Regions from separate parts of the Homo sapiens genome. Here regions 1 and 3 are each linked to region 2. Evidence: read pairs that join two places in POLR2A ChIA-PET (ENCODE). Cell type or tissue: OCI-LY7. All regions are shown on one strand. Links, peaks and the distances in the headings refer to the core of each region. The heading gives the core; the rest is flanking DNA.

What was found. ChIA-PET counts read pairs that join two places held together with the same protein. Peaks named below come from ENCODE experiments on the same cell type or tissue, not always from the same donor. Only the 100,000 strongest peaks of a DNase experiment are listed, where the experiment ranks them.
Region 1: POLR2A ChIA-PET joins it to region 2 with 12 read pairs; 10 of 35 experiments call an interaction of 5 or more read pairs at or near these places.
Region 3: POLR2A ChIA-PET joins it to region 2 with 31 read pairs; 7 of 35 experiments call an interaction of 5 or more read pairs at or near these places.

The regions. Positions count from the first base shown.
Region 1 is chr6:136,770,116-136,776,439 of GRCh38, reverse strand. All of the region lies in intron 1 of MAP3K5 (mitogen-activated protein kinase kinase kinase 5), which reads left to right. Among named protein-coding and RNA genes, the nearest start is that of MAP3K5-AS2, 11 kb to the left of the region's middle. RefSeq lists a silencer at 3,095-3,389. In OCI-LY7, for the core only: no CTCF peak of the experiment used is centred there; a DNase peak (open chromatin) is centred at 3,589; H3K4me3 peaks cover 684 bases; H3K27ac peaks cover 578 bases.
Region 2 is chr6:136,714,941-136,721,264 of GRCh38, reverse strand. It overlaps MAP3K5 (mitogen-activated protein kinase kinase kinase 5), which reads left to right. Exons shown (of 30, transcript NM_005923.4): 2 at 676-815. Among named protein-coding and RNA genes, the nearest start is that of MAP3K5-AS2, 66 kb to the left of the region's middle. In OCI-LY7, for the core only: no CTCF peak of the experiment used is centred there; DNase peaks (open chromatin) are centred at 1,144, 1,464, 3,794 and 4,644; H3K4me3 peaks cover 3,053 bases; H3K27ac peaks cover 4,361 bases.
Region 3 is chr6:136,641,711-136,648,034 of GRCh38, reverse strand. MAP3K5 (mitogen-activated protein kinase kinase kinase 5) reads left to right here. Exons shown (of 30, transcript NM_005923.4): 12 at 5,466-5,515. MAP3K5-AS1 (MAP3K5 antisense RNA 1) reads right to left here. Exons shown (of 3, transcript NR_125858.1): 3 at 1-263. Among named protein-coding and RNA genes, the nearest start is that of MAP3K5-AS1, 16 kb to the right of the region's middle. In OCI-LY7, for the core only: a CTCF peak has its summit at 3,684 (motif pointing left); a DNase peak (open chromatin) is centred at 3,714.

The DNA of each region.
Region 1 (6,324 bases), core at 554-5,553, 55 kb before region 2:
GACCTCTTCTTTACAAAAAATATAAAAATTTGCTGGTTGTGGTGGTACACACCTGTAGTCCCAGCTACTCAGGAGGCTGAGGTGGGAGGATCACTTTGAGCCAGAGAGGCAGAGGCTGCAGTGAGCCATAATTGCGCCACTGCACTCCAGCCTGGGTGACAGCAATGTCCTGTCTCAAAAATAAATAAATAAATAAAAAATAAAAGACAACCCCAAAACCATAATAGCATACAAGTGACACTCTTCTACTTTAGACGAATCGTGTATACACTTGGAACTAAAATTAAGATATTGATGTATCTCCTTGGTTTACCTGAAGAGACATTTTCACTGCTGGGTGAAATATACATAAGTAATGAGAAAGTACAGCCTCACAATTTCCAAGCTTCATAGAACTCAGGACTCTCCACTTAGTGTAGGTTTTATTAACGAAATAGGTTTTTATCATGTTAAATAATGAACACTCTTCTTGATGGATAATCTCTTGATTATTCAGGATTGGATCTTCTTATCATTACCTGTTTGCAGGCAAGTTAACTTCTAATTTGAAGTAGCCCAAGAAGGGCCAGATCTCATCTTCAAGTGATCCCAGAAGGGAATGCATTGTACACACAAAAGCTGTTGCCACCGTGTTGTGACATCGCTTGAGAATTTTCAAGCAAAATTGCACTGTGGTATTTGTATATTGCCATGCCTTAGTTTTCCCAGGCCACAACTATTTAATAGGCTTGTATGTTCCTCTAAAAACATCATTAGACACATTGGACTAAGTTTGCAGGAGTGGATGTATGAAGCAATCATGATTTTTCTGTTTTCACACTGTATGTTCTTTGGGTTATTCTCCATGGTTTATTATCAGGGGAGTTAGGTGCATGTTACCCAAAGAGTTCTGTGCCAGAGGATATGCCACATTTAATATGAGGAGGTTTTCTGAGAGCATAGAAGAAGAAAAAGGCTATGACAGGAGAATTCGAGACTCTCATCTGCTTTCAGTTTTCAGTTACCTGGTCTACGTGCCGAAAGCCTAATTTGAGACCTGGACTAGGTTACAAGCTTCTAATGACTTAATATTTAGTCTATGAGAATTATTTTTTCAAGACTTGTCATTGTCCCATTTAGCCACAGCAAAAAGTATTACCCAACTTTTGAGCCATAATCTATACCTAATATGTGGTCACCAGGTAAATTTCTTCCTGAATCCAGCACATTGCCTAGTTGCTTATAAGCTTGACCTTAGCATTCTTTTTCTTTTAAGGTATGAATAATCTTGGAACTATTTATCCTTCTATTTTTATTCTCTAAGATCTGAATTTTTTTTTAATTCATATTTCTGTTAGCAGCCCTATCTATTCCCTCTTGAAATGACCTCTGAAGGCTGTTAAATAAATTTTGATTTGCTTTAAGGATTCAGTATTCAAATCATGCTTGATTCTTTGGGAGATATAAAGAAAGCTGTTGCTCCATAGGTCTTGCATCATACGTGATATGACTAAGAAGGAACAACTGAAAAAGTCAAGTCCAATTTACACAATAATGAAAAACCTTTTGTTAGAAACATCTGACAAACAAGGAGCAGTTTCTGGTTTTTTAAAGAATCATTAGAATATAGTTCCATGTCTCTTTTTCTGTCTTGTTAACCCTGCACCTCTAGTACCTAATGGAGTGCTTGGCACTTGATACAGATTGATTGATTGAATGAATATCACACTTTCCCCCCAGTGGTGTTTTAGTTATTGGTTTTGATGTCTGCTTTTTCTGCTTAAGTGTGAGTTAATGACAAAGATCACATTTTATGGTTCTTGACATGCCCCAGGTCTTCTGTATCAGTGTGTGACCTGTAGATGACACTTAATGATGTTTGTAGAATACAATTCAATGATGTCATCCCTTTCCTGGAGCGGCTCACAGTCTGGTAAGGGAGACCAGCCTATGAACGTATTATATATATTGTGCTAATTGTTTGTTGTTGTTGTTTTTTAAAAAATTTGAGACTGAGTCACTCTGTCACCCAGGCTGGAGTGCAGTGGTGCGATCACAGCTCACTGCAGCCGTAACCTCCTTGGGCTCAGGCGATCCTCCCACTTCAGCCTTCTGAGTAGCTGGGATCACAGGTGTGTGCCACCATGCTGGCTAATTTTTTAATTCTTTTTTTGTAGAGATGGGGTTTTGCCATGTTGCCTAGGCTGGTGCTAATTGTTATACTAGAGGTTTATGTAAGGTTCTTTGAGAGCACAAATCATGGAGGATTCTTCAGGAGGAGAAGGAAGTGTGGAGGAGGTTGGCTAAGACATTGGACAGGAGGTGACATTTGAACTGGGTTTTGAAGGATAATGATGAAAGCTAACATTTATTGAGCACTTAACATGTGCCAGGCATTTTATAATAAATCATGGAAAAAATGAGTCTCTCCATAAGGAAGGGGTAGGATAAAGAGAAGGCCTATGATAGAACTAAGGAAACACTGGCATTTAAAGATGGACGGCGGGGCATGGTGACTCATGCCTGTAATGTAATCCCAGCACTTTGGGAGGCTGAGGCAGGCAGATCACCTGATGTTTGAGACCAGGTGTTTGAGACCAGCCTGGCCAACGTGGAGAAACCCCATCTTTACTAAAAATAGAAAAATTAGCTGGGTGTGGTGGCACCCGCCTGTGGTCCCAGTTACTTGGGAGGCTTAGGCATGAGAATCACTTGAACCCAGGAGGCAGAGGCTGCAGTGAGCTGAGATCGTACCACTGCACTCCAGCCTGGGTGAAACAGCCAGACTCTGTCTCAGAAAACAACCAACGAACCAACCAACAACAACAACAACAAAAAATGGGCAAAGGAAGGCATCATCTAGTGAGAAAGGGAAGATGGTAAGATGGCACAACAGATGAGAGAAAGTTCAGAGAGGGAGAGAGAGAAGGGATTAGCTCTAAAAGCAATGCAAAGAGGGCTTGTCCGAAGGTCAGTGAAGTTGAATGTTTCAGAGAAATAACTGGACTTGGAGATCAGAAAACCCCTGATAACTTTGCCAGAGCAGTTTCAGGAAAGCAGGTGGTGGTAGATGTCAGGTACGGTGACTTGACTGATTTCTGGAGAACAACAGAAGGCATGTAACAGGGAGTGTTATTTAAAGAAATGTGTTCACGAGGAAAGCAGAGAGAAGGCAGTCTCTGGAAGCGGTGCAGGCTACTCCCAAGGTAAGGCACGTGGCCTGGCTGCTGGTATTCATGCCTCAGATGGGATGAGGTCAGTAGGCCTTTGTGGGCTCAGGTGTTATTTAACAGGGTTTCCATGGGAATGTGGAAGGCAAATTCCCAACCACTTTCTTATGAGAATAACTTCTGGAGCATGACCCTTTGTAAATGTACTTGTTTTCTTGCTAATTTTAATTGACTGAAAATAGAGTTGTTTTTCCTTCCGAGAATCTCTTAACTTAGAGAAATTTGAATTCACACTGATACAGCTTAAGTTGAGAATTCTTGACTGGCTTGAACCCAATTTACAGAGGTGTAGGACTTCTTCAGGAAGGGAAAGTGCCCATCTCTCAGGCCAGTTAAGTCTTCCATGCATCTGTCCCCAATGGCCAGATTTCACAGGCTTTTGAAAGCTCAAGAATAGGAACTGGAACCTGAAACGCCTTTCTTGTTTTCTCAACCACTTGAAACACTTAATTGCTCATAATGCTGGCTGCATAACAGTGAACATGATTCATTTTTAAAAATGAGATTTATTTTGCTCAGTTTGCCACCTTACTTTGTAAACTTACAGTGGAAACAGTTAACATTTTTTCAAAACTCGGCTTGATTTTTAGGTTTTCTTCATCTTAAGCTTCCTAACCCCTCCTCAGTGGAGGGCTGCTGTCAGTAGATTACTGAAGTAAACCCTGGATTAACCTGCATTGTCTCACTACTGTATGTGCATTCATTCATTTTCATTGTCTGTTCATTCATTTCAAAAAGAAGCCCCCCGCCACTGCCCCCAACCATCCTTTTCTGAATTATTTTACTGCACATCTTGGAATGAACTCCCTTCTGCCTTATCTGTATACAGAGAGGTGCACAGTATTGACTGCTGTTTCTGATGATATCTTCTACAGGGTCTTCTGTGCCATGCTTACCACAGTAGGGTAGGAAGGAACACATTTGCATAGAAACATTTCATATACTTAATATGCTAGAGAATTACTTTACTAGGGACTAAGGTCTCCCCCCCCCTCAAAATAATGGGAGACCACAGGCTGGGTGTGGTGGCTCACGCCTGTAATCCCAGGACTTTGGGAGGCCGAGGGGCGCAGATCACCTGAGGTTGGGAGTTCGAGACCAGCCTGGCCAACATGGTAAACCCCCCCCCCCCATTTCTACTAAAAAATACAAAAATTAATTGGGCGTGGTGGCACACGCCTGTAGTCCCAGCTAGTTGGGAGGCTGAGGCAGGAGAATCGCTTGAACCTGGGAAGCAGAGGTTGCAGTGAGCCACTGCACTCCAGCCTGAGTGATGGAGCAAGACTGTGTCTCAAAAAATAAAAAAAAAATAAAAAGGGAGACCATTATAAAGCCAAATATTTTGAAAACCTATTTTGAAAATCAGCTCTCAGGTTGGAAACATGGATTTTCAAAAAAGAACATATTTTAAAATATCGGGTTGTTGAGATAGAGCTGCTGCAGGGTAGGCGAGACCCAAAGTGGAGCTTAGCCCATGAGGGTTCTTGGCTTTGCCCAGGAAAGAATTCAAGGGCAAGCCAGAGGTAGAAGAAAACAGCTTTATTGAAGAGGCAGTGTTACAGCTCTGTGACTGCTTCTTCAGAGCACGCCTACCCAGTAGGCAGAGAGTAGTAGCTCAGGGCAGCTTTGCAGTCATATTTATACCTACTTTTAATTGCATGCAGATTAAGGGGTTGTTTTTGCAGAAATTTCTCAGGAAAGGGTAGTAACTTTTGGGTCACTAGGTCATTGCCATGGAAAGGGGTGGTAACTCCCTGGTATTGCTATGGCAACAGTAAATTGACATGGCACACTGGTGGGCATGTCATTTTGTTGTTGACAGCTGCTTCTGCTCTGGCTTTGTTTTAGCTAGTCCTCAATCTGGTCCGGTGTCCAAGCCCCACCTCTGGAGTCAAGTCCTGACTTCTACCTCAGTACAGAGTGCTTTTTGATGACAGCAATAATAATGATAATAATAATAATGAGATTAGTGTAGTAAGTTGTCTGTTTGCAGTAGGGGGAAATCAGCTAGGTTTCATTCCTTTGGTTCATGTGAAATGAAGAAAATGCCTTTTTGAGTATCGGATGACTCCCTAATTCATATTTGTAGCCCAGACCTCAGAGCTGTAGGTTAAGCATCTGCTCTACTCTCCATACCTGCTGGCTGGCCCACAGGAGCCTCAAACGTACTTTCATACAGAAATTGGTTTCCATGTCTAGTTCCTAACATCACATTAAATGACATCTAGTGTTTAAAACCAGAAATGTGCTTTAGATTCCTTTAATATAATAAGGAGTTGTATACATATTAAGAATATTATCCCTTTGTTTTTAAAAATTTATTATATTTTTCCTCAGTTTTATGTTTATGATAATTTTTGTGTGAATTCCTGACAGATTTTTTAATTAGTCAAAATTATCCCTTTTAAGTGCAGATTCTTGCTTCATACATATATCCGAGAAGTATTCATTTGTGTTTTATTTCATTATTTTGAGAGACAAAGTCTTGCTGTGTTGCCCAGGCTGGAGTACAGTGGTGCCTTCATAGCTCACTGCGGCCTCGAATTTCTGGGCTCAGGCAATCCTTCTGCCTCAACCTTCCAAAGTACTGGGATTACAGGCGTGAGCCACTGCATCTGGCCTATATTTTATTCTATAAAGTTTAATATATTTTATTTTTACACTTGACTCTTACCTCCATTTTGAATTTATTTTGTTGTATGATATAGGAAAAGTAATACGTCTGTATTGAAATGTACTATGATTGATGAGAAGAAACAATTTTTGGGCTAAGTGAAATTTATAAACTTAACATTTCTTTAAATAACACATAGTATTTGGTCATGGCATGGTCTGAAATATATCAGTTATTTGTATGAAAAATCTTTTCCCTTGCTTTTAAGGATTATACTGAAGATAATTTAACCTTTTCTACTTTGCCCAGAATTGCTATTATAAACAGTGCACTGTTCTGTATGTATTGTATTATACTGTAATATAATTTGTGAAAGGGGCTTAGAGTTCCCTTTTACCATATGCCTCAGTCCATCCATTAGGGGAGAGATGCCCCAACATGGTCTCAAAAAAATAAACATGGTCTCTGTCTCAAAAAATAAAAATAAATAAAAATAAAAAG
Region 2 (6,324 bases), core at 791-5,790:
TGTTACTGCTATTTTTTAATGAATCTGTTTTTTTTTTTTTAATTTCCTTATTTGGAACCTTAGTTAACGTGTTTTAATGTTGAAATTTATGAGAGAGCATTAGCCCCTGCTTCCCACCGTTGCAAATTCTCCTCGGTTTCCAGTAATCACATGATCTCCTTCTTCTTTAAAAAAAATGCAGGTTTGGGCCAGGCATGGTGGCTCACACCTGTAATCCCAGCATTTTGGAAAGCCGAGGCAGGAGGATTATTTGAGGCCGGGAGTTTGAGTTCAACCTGGGAAACATAGGAAGACCCTGTCTCTAAAAAAATTTTTTAATTAGCTGGGCGTGATGCCACATGCCTGTAGTCCCAGTTACTAGGGAGACTGAGGTGGGAGGATCATTTGAGCCTAGGAGTTCAAGGCTGCAGTCAGCCATGATCATGTCACTGTACTCCAGTCTGGGTGACAGAGCAAGACCTTGTCTCTTAAAAACAGAAAAAGGAGGTTTGTTACATTTTATAAAACCACTTCCAGGTAGAGCTGCAAATTCAAAATTCAGTGATAAATGAAGAGAGAAAATCCCTATCGTTTCCTTATTTCCTCTTTTGAATACTAAGATAATTCAAACCAAAATGTGCTGATTGGGCATTATTTGGGTGTCATTCTTTGGGGGACTTTGTTTTCTGTTTGCAGATATTGCGGTGGTGGAGATGAGCGATGCCTTCCGGCAGCCGTCCTTGTTTTACCACCTTGGGGTGAGAGAAAGTTTCAGCATGGCCAACAACATCATCCTCTACTGTGATACTAACTCGGACTCTCTGCAGTCACTGAAGGTACCTCCCTTGTTTACTGAATGTTTCATTTTAACATCAGCATTTCAGGGATACCGGTTTGTCATCCAAACATTTTAAGTAGCTTTTATTTGTGAAAGACTTTTATATGTTTGGTTAGTATGCATCAATTACTTGTCAAATTGGGAGGTTTATCGAGAATTCACTGTAGAAATTTGATGACACGAGTAGGAAAAAAGTTCACACTGAGTTCTGAGTTTCAGTCATGGTTGTAGCGGAGGAGACTGTGTTAATAGGAAGTCATTAGCGCCGACGTGGAGAAGGGAGATTGCATAAGGTATGGTCAAGCCTCCATGCTTTGTCACTTTTGGGAGCTTCATGGTGCCCACCAGTCTCCCAACTAAAAGTACACTTCCTACTTGAAAGTGCTCTGAGAAATTCTGAGTATACCCAAATAGTTGCCTTCCTCTTTCACTAGGGTATGATTTAAACTAAGATGGGAGAAAAGGAGGAGAAACTTACTATGTTTGTCTACAAAATTCAACCTGTCTCGATGTCATTCTCTCCAGTAATAGGAGCTTACTGCTATAAAGGCATTTCCTCCATCCAAAGAAGTTTGCCTAAAATGCTTTTTGCAAGGCCAAGTGATTTTACACTGTGTGATTCTTTGAAAAGCATCCCACAGTTCAGTGAATCGCATGCTGAGCTTGCCATCATCCATTTCCTTTGTGAAACTTCCAGCTAGCTTCATGTGGCTTTTTCTCAGCTCTGTCTTCCAGTTCCCAAATCTGAGCCAACCTTGGGACATTGAGCTCTAGAATCCTTAACCATATTACTAATGACTTAGCAATTGTTATATGAGTATCTCTAACCCATATTTCATGCAAAAAAGTCAGTAGTATTTTGCATTCTGAGTATTTAAAGCATGTGTGGCTTTCTTTGAGAAATCTGCAGAACTTCATTGAGCAAACATACCTACTACATGCCAGGCATTGTGCTGGTGATTGACAGGTATATCCCTTTCCAGAATACTCTGAAACAGTTCTAAGAGATTTGCCCCTACTTGTCCTAAGTCTGTTTTTTTATCCTAGAGCAATCCTTTACCTGGAGCAATCCTTAAGCCCCTCCTTAATTTTCCTCCAGATTTACCCCTTTAATTAGTACATCATAAAATGTTGTAACTCATTTTTAATTAGACATTTTGATTTGCTGCTATTTGCAACCCATATTAGCATTTGATGAAGGAATTATTTTATTTAGCTCTTTTCATTTTTCTTTGGGTTAAGTTTATGTATGTATGTATTTATTTATTTATTTAGACAGGATCTCGCTCTCTCACCCAGGCTGGAATGCAGTGTCGTGATCACAGCTCACTGCAGCCATGACCTCCTGCGTTCAAGTGATCCTCCCTCCTCAGCCTCCTGAGTAGCTGGGACTACAGATGCATGCTACCTCACCCAGCTAATTTTTCTCTTTTTTGTAGAGATGGGGTTTTGCCATGTTGCCCAGGCTGGTCTTGAACTCCTGGGTTCAAGCGATTCTCCCACCTTGGCCTCCCAAAGGGTTGGGATTATAGGTGTGAGCTGCCACACCTAGATCACCTAGATAGATTAAGTTTATTTAAGCAGGCCCTATTATGTTGGAGATTTTTTACTTTCTACATTTTTTTGCTCTTGCTCCTGCTAGTATCTGGTGGTTTAATTTTGTGCCCATTCTTTCCTAGGGAAGTATTTTTAAATGAAGCAAACTTACATTTGAGAGAAAGAGATAAAGCTAATCTTACCACACATATGTCCGGGACAAATAAACTGGCTTATTGTTTTAAGCTAGCCTTTGTCTAGGAGTGTTATTGGCATTTGATTGAAGTAGTTCCTTAAAAAGGCTAATGATGTCTAAACTGTGCTCATTTATCTTGTACATATTATCTGCTTCTTATTGAGTATTCACTATGTGCTAGGTACCAAGTGCTTTATCTGCATACATTTTCAAATTCTTAAAGGAGAGGCTGGGTGTGGTAATCCCAGCACTTTGCGGAGCTGAGGCAGTTGGATCACTTGAGGCCAGGAGTTCAAGACCAGCCTGGCCAACGTGGTGAAACCTTGTCTCTACTAAATACAAAAATTAGCCAGGTGTGGCAGCACATGCCTGTAATCCCAGCTACTTGGGAGGCATGAGAATCTCTTGAACCCAGGAGGCAGAGGTTGCAGTAAGCTGAGATCACACCACTGCACTCCAGCCTGGGCGACACAGCAAGACCCTGTCTCAAAAAAATCACAAAACAAAGAATAATAATAATAATAATTCTTAAAAGAGCTCTGTAAGATGTATTTTCTATTAGCATTTTTTTAGTATCACAAACCGAAGCTCAAAGAAATTCAATCATTTGCCTAAGGTGATATAGCTAGGAAAATTTGGGATTACGACTGCCTGACTCCAAAGCCTGTTGCCCTTGACTGCTAAGCATTATTGTTAGTTACTTCTAGTTAAAATTATATCATATATTCCTGCTGAGTGTGTTCATTTAGAAAAGCCTATCAGCTATGCCTCCTGAGTTTTCCTAGGTAACATCCTTCTTTTTTTCTTTTCCCTTCTCCTTTCTATTAACTTAAACTTTTGCTGTTTTCTTATTTAGACTATTCCTAGCCTGGTAGGTCATGTGTCTGGTTGCAGAGGACAGAAATATCTGGGATAGGAAGCATATTTGGCAGTCTAGCAATTTCCTCTGAGTCCTGAAAGTTCCTCAGGTCCTATGCTACCGAAAAGAGTTGGTGTGTGTGTGTATTTTTAGTTTTATTCATTTCTGGTCAATTAGTTAAAGATGTAACCCTTATTCCTGCCATTGACCAACAGATAGGAAAACTGCCATGAAAGAAGCAGAACAAGAGATATTTAAAATAATATATCATGTAAGGATTAGCCAAGTGAAATAAAAACAAAGCATTTCTCTGTTTTCACAGGGCAAAGACAGTTTTAGAATGCTATTCTTGTCATATGTTTAGTTTCACTTAGGTTGATTCTTTGGCCATCTAGAAAGTACAGCTGCACAAGTTTTATTTTAATCTGCTGCTCTTTGTTGAAGACTGCAGTTTCTCTTTGGTGGCAAATTCTCAGGAAGAAATCGTAGAAAAAAATTTTTTTTTGTTTTAATTTAAGCTCCTGGAAAAGTAATGGGAGCTATGAAAGTACTTTAAAAATCTATGTCTGAAGTATCATTTGAAAGGATATTTAGAATCTAGTCATAGCATTTAATTGTAATAAGATTTATATCCATTGTTTTAAATCACAAGTACTATTTTGTTGTACTAAGAATGAAAAATTTTAGTATTTTTTTCAAGAGAAGATGATCATTACACTTTGAGAGAAGGAAGTTGATTTTTTCTTTTTTTTTTTGCTTTTTTAGTGCAATGGAGCAATCTCAGCTCACTGCAACCTCCGCCTCCAGAGTAGCTGGGATTATAGGCACGTGCCACCATGCCTGGCTAATTTTTATATTTTTAGTAGAGATGGGGTTTCACCATGTTGGCCAGGCTGGTCTTGAACTCCTGACCTCAAGTAATCTGCCCACCTCGGCCCCCCAAAGTGCTGGGATCACAGGCGTGAGCCACTGTGCCTGGCCAATTCTTTTTATTTTCTTTAGCATTGTAACAACACTTTTATTTTTTACAATTTTCTTTAAGTCTCATGAGAATTTCTCTCGTGCCTACTAATGTTTATTGAGAGAATATCTGTGCCAATATTTACATTGGTTTAAAATAAGAAATGCTAGTAACAATTATTTTCTGATTTATTTCATGCATTATGAAATGATCATACTTCCACTTGGGGTCTCTCAGTAAGTGGTGAGTAAGTCTGGACACTCCTGGTCAATGAGCTGTGGTGCAGATGCATTAAACACCTCTGATGACTTAGGAGAAATGAACCTGTTTTGTGTAGAGTGAGGAAGTTGTTTTAATGAACCATCTCTTATCACTAGAAATTCCTTTATAACACCAGCTCTCAGCTTATCTTCTTGTGATCCTTTCCTCCACTCCCTTCCTCAGCTCCTCTATGTTCTGGGCCACTCCCCACTCACTTTAAACAATGCTACTTTTAAAGGAAGCAAAACAACAGGATGAAACATGACTGCACGTGCCAGATAGTTGAGAATTAAAAGCTCTTATACTACAGATGGCCAGATTGTGGAGAGTGGGAAACCTACACACTGCTGGTGGGAGAGATACTACCTTCTGAAGCGCAATTTGGGAATATTTAATAATATCAAATGAGCATATCACCAAGACTTAGTCATTCCAACCCTAAATGTATACTGTAAAAAAAGTCTCTTGCATGCATAAGGAGATATAATCAAGAATGTTTATGTTAACATGTTTATAATAGCTCCTCCTCCCAAGGAAATGGAGAATTAATAGATACCTTCAGCTGTAATTTTTTTTTTTTTTTTTTTTTTTTTTTTTTTTTTTTTTTGAGACGATCTTGCTTTGTCACCCGGGCTGGAGTGCAGTGGTGCTATCCCGGCTCACTGCAACCTCCACCTCCTGGGTTCAAGCAATTCTCCTGTCTCAGCCTCCCTAGTAGCTGGGATTACAGGCTCCCGCCACCACGCCCAGCTGATTTTTGTATTTTAGTAGAGACGGGGTTTCGCCATGTTGGCCAGGCTGATATCAAACTCCTGATCTCAAGCAATCCGCCCCCGTTGGCCTCCCAAAGTGCTGGGATTACAGGTGTGAACCACCATGCCCAGCCAGCTATAATCATTTAATGGAATATTATAGAGCACTTAAAACAAATCAGTTAGTGCTTCAGACGTCAATATCAATATATCTCAAAACAACAGTGTTGGGGTAAAAAAATTACTTGTGTACAGTATCATACCATCTATATAAAATATTGTCAGTGCAAGAGGATGCTTTTATACACACTTGTGTTATAAAAGGATAGACATGTGCATGGAATTATAAACAACATTCAGAATAGTTACCTCTTAGGGGATAGGAATGGAATAAAATTGGGAAGGGAAGATGAGAGTCTTCAACTGTATCTGTAATGTTATAGTTCTAAATCTAGGTGGTAGATTATGAGTGCTAATTTTTGTACTTTTTATATACTTGAAATATTTAATAATTAACCTTTTTTAAAAAAGGAAAAGGTTGCTATATTCTTTTATTTTTTGTATCCACCAGGATAACGTATATGCATTTTGGACACTGGAATCCCAAAATATTTTTAGTGTCTTTTTTCTATGTTCTGGCTGTGGTTAGAAAGCTTCAGATATTTGGATATTTCCCTTTCTGCACTCAAACAGACTTTGTTCTCATTTTATCCATTATAGAAGTAATGTTTCTTGATAGGTTGGTAGGCACATCAGTTAGTGGTGATGCAGTTTGTGTTGAAACGTAATGATTATGTTAGATTATTTCTTGTTCAAAAAATTTAGTTGTATTTTTATCTTTAACCATTGGCTGAAAAGTTACTTTATGGATGGGATTTTCATTAATAGACTATTCTCTGTGGCAACCTGTCTACACGCTTACTCCTTCACTATCTCACTGTA
Region 3 (6,324 bases), core at 843-5,842, 73 kb after region 2:
AACATTTCTAACATGTCATTTTAATTGTGTTAAAATGCATCATGCTACACCCGAGGAAAGCACTGTTGAGATGATGGTAGAGCAAATCAATCTACCAGCGTTCTTTTGAGTTCTGTGGACTTTGGGACTGTGCTGGTTCCTGAGGAGGACATTATGGGTTCTTGGTCTGTGGCGTTCAGTGAGGAGGAAGATCAGTGAGGCATGGAGTCCTTCGAGAAGGCTTGCTAAAGGAGGTGGAACCTGGACTTTGGCTGTGGGTAGAACTAGAAGAGATAAATGAACACGGGAAGACAAACTAGATTAGAAGAATAAGGCAGAATTCCAACCAAGGCACCAAAGTGAAAGCAAGCATGGGACGTTCAGGGGCCGGCAGAGTCTGACTCATTCTACAAGGGGAAACGTGTTGAGGGAGGTGGGAGATATGATTGGTTGGGCAGGATGACATAAAACTCTAGAGTGCTATGTAAGCTAGGAAGAAGAATTTTAAACATGTGTCGGTAGGAAACAGGATGTCACTGACGTTTCTGAAAATCTGAGAGCTGGCAGGAAGGCAGAACAGAATGTGAATTATGAACCCAGGGTCAGCATCAAAGTGCATAGGTGTGAAGGTTGATGTTAGCTCTTGCATGCTTCGTGGCCTAGGCATGCGCTTCAACTCCTCATGCTTTAGTTGCCATGTATGTAAAATGAGAATAACAGTACCTCATAGAATTGTTGTGAAGATTAAGTGAGAGGATGAATGGAAATCATTTAGCACAGTGCTAAGTGGCTTGGAACAAGTGCTCCATAATGGTTGCTAGTGTAGCTATAAGACTGATCTGGTCTTGACATTTGATTTCTGAAGTCTGAGGCTCTGGAGGGTCACAGAGAAGACTGTTAGAGGAACTAGCTAGATATGAGGCAGGTAGAGATCCTAGAGTGGAATAATACAATTGTGACTGCAAAGGGACAGATGATTTGATTTGGAAAGAAAAGTATACAACTTAATCACAAATTAGGAAGAAGGATTAAAAAGAGGGAGTAAGTGTAAGGTGACTCAAGTTTTGATTGCATTGATAAAGGTGGTAGGATTTTTAGAAGGAAAACCTGAGTTGTAGAGGAATCATGAGGAATTTCATTTTGGACGTGTTTAGTTGAAACTAATGGCAAGACTCCAAGTGGAATCATCCAGTGGCAAAATTGGGAATAATCAATATAACTGTCTATATACATGTTAGTGATATTGCTTTAAAGTGCAGTGCAATATTTATATTGTTTTGCATGTATGCAAGTATACACATACATGTTCTCACAAGCTGAGATACACTAATCATCCAGTGGAAACTACAAAAACTAAGAACAGTTAGGAGACATGAACATTATGGAGACGAGAGCAGGACTGGAGGAGGAGATTTTCAAAGGCTTGATTGAAAAGAGCAAGGTTATCCAAGGACACTTGGAAACAGAGTGAGGCTAGAGGAATTAGCGATTAGCAAGGCCTAGAGAATGAGTAGAGAGCCAGAAGAATTTGGAAGACAGAAAAAGAACAGAAAGTAAGCCAGAGATTTTTGGAAAATGAGTACTATTTCCAGCAATTTGTTATTGTTTTCTCCTTCCTGGAGGTTCTTTGCTCAGTAAAGTGAGCCTCGTTTTCATTCTCTTATGTTTTGTGACAATCATAGAGACAATTTTTATATTATGCTAAGAAATATTAGGATATATATTAGGATATAAACAAGTGCATTAAATAGGGTTACAAATTTAAGTTATGTACTGTCCATTTTCCATTTTCACCATCTTTTGATCAGGAGGAATTTTATTTATGTTGTCCTTATTTCCTATAACTTTTAGTGCTAAAAAATTCTCCTTGTTCAAAAATTGAAGCTTTCTTGTATCAGTTTCCATTCTGAATTTATGTCAATTTCTTTGCAAACCCTGATTCTATCCATAGTGTATTCATTATCACTACCATTTTCTCAATTTTTTAAAATAAAAGTGGTAAAATTGGAAGGAGGACAAGCAATAAAAACAAAAAAACTTTATTATTACCATGTTACTTTAAAACAACTATAAATAACAGAGAAGCAACCAGTTTAATAGGTCTTATGTTAAACTAAAAATGGGTTGTTTTTATCACAGAATGTTTAAAAATTTTTCCTAAAATTAGAATAGAGAATGTAGCTTTTCATTTATCATGTTTATTTCTTTAGTCACTCCTCTCACTATTTTTATTCTAACATATGGAATAAATAGCTCTGTGAGCTAGTATATACTTTATACTGCAACTTTCAAAACTTGAAGCACATTATATACCAATTCCCAAGGACTCTTAGAGAGAGCTACTCTACATTCAGGGGTAAAATTAATTGAAATCCCGATCTTTTAACAGTTCTCTATTTGTTGAATGAATGGTTGCTGCTGAAAAGTAAGTTAGTCCTTGAAGAAAGTCTGCATGTGTACAATGAAAGAAAAACTTAAGATTGAGGAAGAGAGAAGTTATTTGCAGGGCGTTTTAAATGGTTATTTAGAATTTCCCCCCCTTTTGGGGGTTGAAGTTTGGGCACCCTTGGCCTACCTCACGGATTATCAAGCAAAGGCAGGGGCCTAGTGGAGGACTAAGTGCTGACTCTCCTCCCTCACTTCAGCTCCAGCCAGTGGCCACTCACAGAAGGCCCAGGAAATTTATGAGGGAAACATGCTTACCCCTGATTCTAGATTAAGATGATTTGATGCTGTCATCCACCAAGGATGCTTTCTGCTACAAACTCCCTGCCAAAAGCAGCTTAAATAAAGAAATGGTATTTCATATTACAAGAAATTACAGGCCGAGCATGGTGACTCACACCTGTAATCCCAGCAATTTGGGAGGCCAGAGCAGGAGGATTGCTTGAGGCCAGGAGTTCAAGACCAGCCTGAGCAATGTAGCAAGACCCCCGTCTCTACAAAAAAATTTAAAAAAATTAACCAGGTTTGGTGATATGTGCCTGTAGTCCCAGCTGCTTGGGAGGCTGAGGCGGGAGGATTGCTTGAGCCTAGGAGATCCAGGCTGTAGTGAGCTATGATTACCCCACTACACTCCAGCCTGGATGGAAAAAAATAAATTTTGAGGTGGGGTGATTCTGAGGGTAGTTTCAGCATCAGGATTCTGAATTCTGGCTTCTCTGCGTACTCTTGGTGTTAGTCTCATGTTCTTAAGTAGCTAGCTATTCCAAGAAGCACCTCACACAGGCGGCATCCCGGGGAGGAGGGCCAAGCCCTCTCCTTTATACCATAAGTTGTATCACATGACCATGCTTACACCCATCCCCAGCAAGGCAAATGGACTTACCGTGGCCAATTTAGACTAATCAGTTTCACCATTCATAAACATTGCCACCTGAACCTGGGCAAAATTTATTTTTTTGTCAGCAGAGGAGAAGGATGGAATGACAGTTGCTGAGGGAGCTGACAGTGCCTACTACAGTATAACTCCTGCCACCTTCAGTCAATACAGTATTAACTTCCAGCTCCTATTCTAGCCCTAACTGGGGCCTGGGATCTGAGGCTAACCCGTTCCTAGAAAATGGTGCTTGTGCTGATTAAATTAGGTTGAGTGTTGGTTTGAGGCCTGTTGGGGCTAATTATAGCTAGCGCTGCGTTTGGCCTTGCTGTTTTCCCTGATTCCCAGACAGATCCCAGGAGCCTTTAAACTACCTGTTGGCTTTACAGCTCATCAGCGCCTCCTTGTGGTGTGTCCTACAGGTAGGTGGGGAGGGAGGCCTCCTTCCACCTTCCATCTCAGGGCTTGGGCTTTATTTACATCACTGAAATGGAACGTTCCCTGGCAGCACTGGCAACCTTTCAGGAACCAAGCATTCTGGAAATGCTCCCCTCCTTTCCTACAAAACCAGTCCACAATTTTTACTTAGCTGTTCCCAGAAAAGGACTGATAGAAGATGGGTTTTACCAGTGCTGTCTTGTTAGTATTTGCCAGTTGCTGTGTTCAGGGGTGGGTTTGCATACTGCCTCAGCTCTGCACTTGCCTCCCACCTCCTGCTCCTGGACATGGTCTTGGAAAGCAGCTCAGCTGCAGGCTCTGAGGATAAGGCTGCATTGTATGCAAGTAGTGTACAGGTAACAGCTGCAGCTCCTGGGTCATATATATATATATATATTTAGAAGTTCACCTGAGGCCAACAGGATTTAGAAGCAACTTTCCAAATTACCAGCTGAGGCTGCAGTCTGCTATTTTAATTTCACTCCCTCTGTACTCTGGTTAAGACAGCCACCACATACCTTTTTATGGTATCTTCCCTCCTGGACTTCATGCAACAAAATTTGCTCTGCGTTCATTCAGATCACATCCCCATGACCTGACTGACATGCACTGAAACTAGCTTTTTAGTAAATTCACATCTGACTTGAGAGGATCTATTTTTACTTTAAGTTGCATGGACCTAGCAAAGAATTATGGGCTGTAGATATAAATTGTCGCTTTTGAGTTGCTTTAGCCAAAAGGAGGGTTCTAGGCCACCTCAGAGCCACAAGGCTTTGTCACCCATTTTATTAGCCCAGGCAAGACCTCAGCCTCCTGGCAGTGGGTGGGTAAGAACTCCTTTTCATGGTTGTTTTAACTTTACAGAATTGAATGTCAGTGTCAGTTTATTGCCGTACTGTACTTGCTCAACTTAGACACATGGATAAACTACTTTGTTTCTGTAAAAATATTTATGCTATTTTATACTGTTGACATATTTTTAAAGGGATTATGATCCATTTTGTTATTTATTTTAGGGACATATGAATTTGATAATAATTTTATCTTAGCTTTAGTGATAAACTCAAGAAATAAATTCCCACATTTTTCTTTACCTTGGCTCTGCAAATCACCCATGTTTATAGTATGACAATCAAATTTTTGATGTTCATACTTTATTAGCATATGGAATTTTGCATAAATTAGGTAGCAATACCTTGTAGTTATGATGGGCACTGTACACATGTGTGTTCACATACATTCTTGTTCTACTAGTTTCTAAAGAAATAGAACCGCCTATTTAGTTGGAAATCTTAACTAAAGATAATTCAGAAATAGTTATCTTTAAAACCTTGCCGAGATGTTATTCAAATTAATGTTTATCTTTCTCGGAAAAGAAGTATTTCTCAACTGTAATAATAGAATTACCTTGATCATTGACTTTTTTTACTTAAAAATTAACACACAACAGTTATTACTAGATATCAAGTTTTAGAATTTAATGAGACTAATTCTCCTAGGCTCTTTTGGAAGCTGTTTTATTGAAGTACAGGAATTATTAAGTAGAGTAATCATTACCCTTGGGACTTGAGAATGAATTGTGCTTTCCATCCAGATAATTCTTTCATGAAAAATAGTGTACCAGGAAAAATGGCTGTGTATATCACTTTAAAAATAATTAAACAAAATTATTGTTGTTATGTTATTTTCCATTTGGATGACTCAGTATATTTTCTTGTTGTTGTTCTAGAAAGGTATACATGAGTGGAATTTTAGTGCCTCTTCTGTCAGGGGAGTGAGGTAAGTTTCCTTGGTACATTTTGTTAACTTATAAGACATTTTTCTCCACTATTCATGGGCTGGATAGAACTTCTAATCATGATTTTAAAATACAAGGAATGTCAAGAATCATTCAATTGGTGGAAATGCCCAGCCTTCTTCAGTGTCACTATCTCCTTTAGGAAGAGATTTGCAACAAAATGTTCACTGCTGGTTGAACTGATTCTGTGCTCCTGACCTACTTAAAATGTAACTGTGGGGTCAATGTGAACTATGGACCAGAATCAAAATGTAGATTACACTCAGCCATGTGGAGGTCCTCTTTAGCTGAGCTGTTGGTTTATGTAATAGGATGATTTCTGTCCTTTTGGTATACAAGGAACTCAGCTCCCTTTGTGTGGATACAAAGCACACATGCCGTCTACTACACTGTGTCCTGCCACTAATTTTATTTTATTTTATTTTATTTTATTTTATTTTATTTTATTTTATTTTATTTTATTTTATTTTTATTTTATTTTATTTATTTTATTTTATTTTATTTTATTTTGTGAGACAGAGTTTTGCTGTTTTCGCCCAGGCTGGAGTGCAGTGGCATGATCTCAGTTCACTGCAACCTCCGCCTCCCAGGTCCAAAATGTTCTCCTGCCTCAGCCTCCCAAGTAGCTGGGATTACGGGCGCATGTCACCATGCCCAGCTAATTTTTGTAATTTTAGTAGAGACAGGGTTTCACCGTGTTGGCCGGGCTGGTCTGAAACTCCTGACCTCAGTGATCCGCCCGTGTAGGGCTTCCAAAATGCTGGGATTACAGGTGTGAGCCACTCCGCCC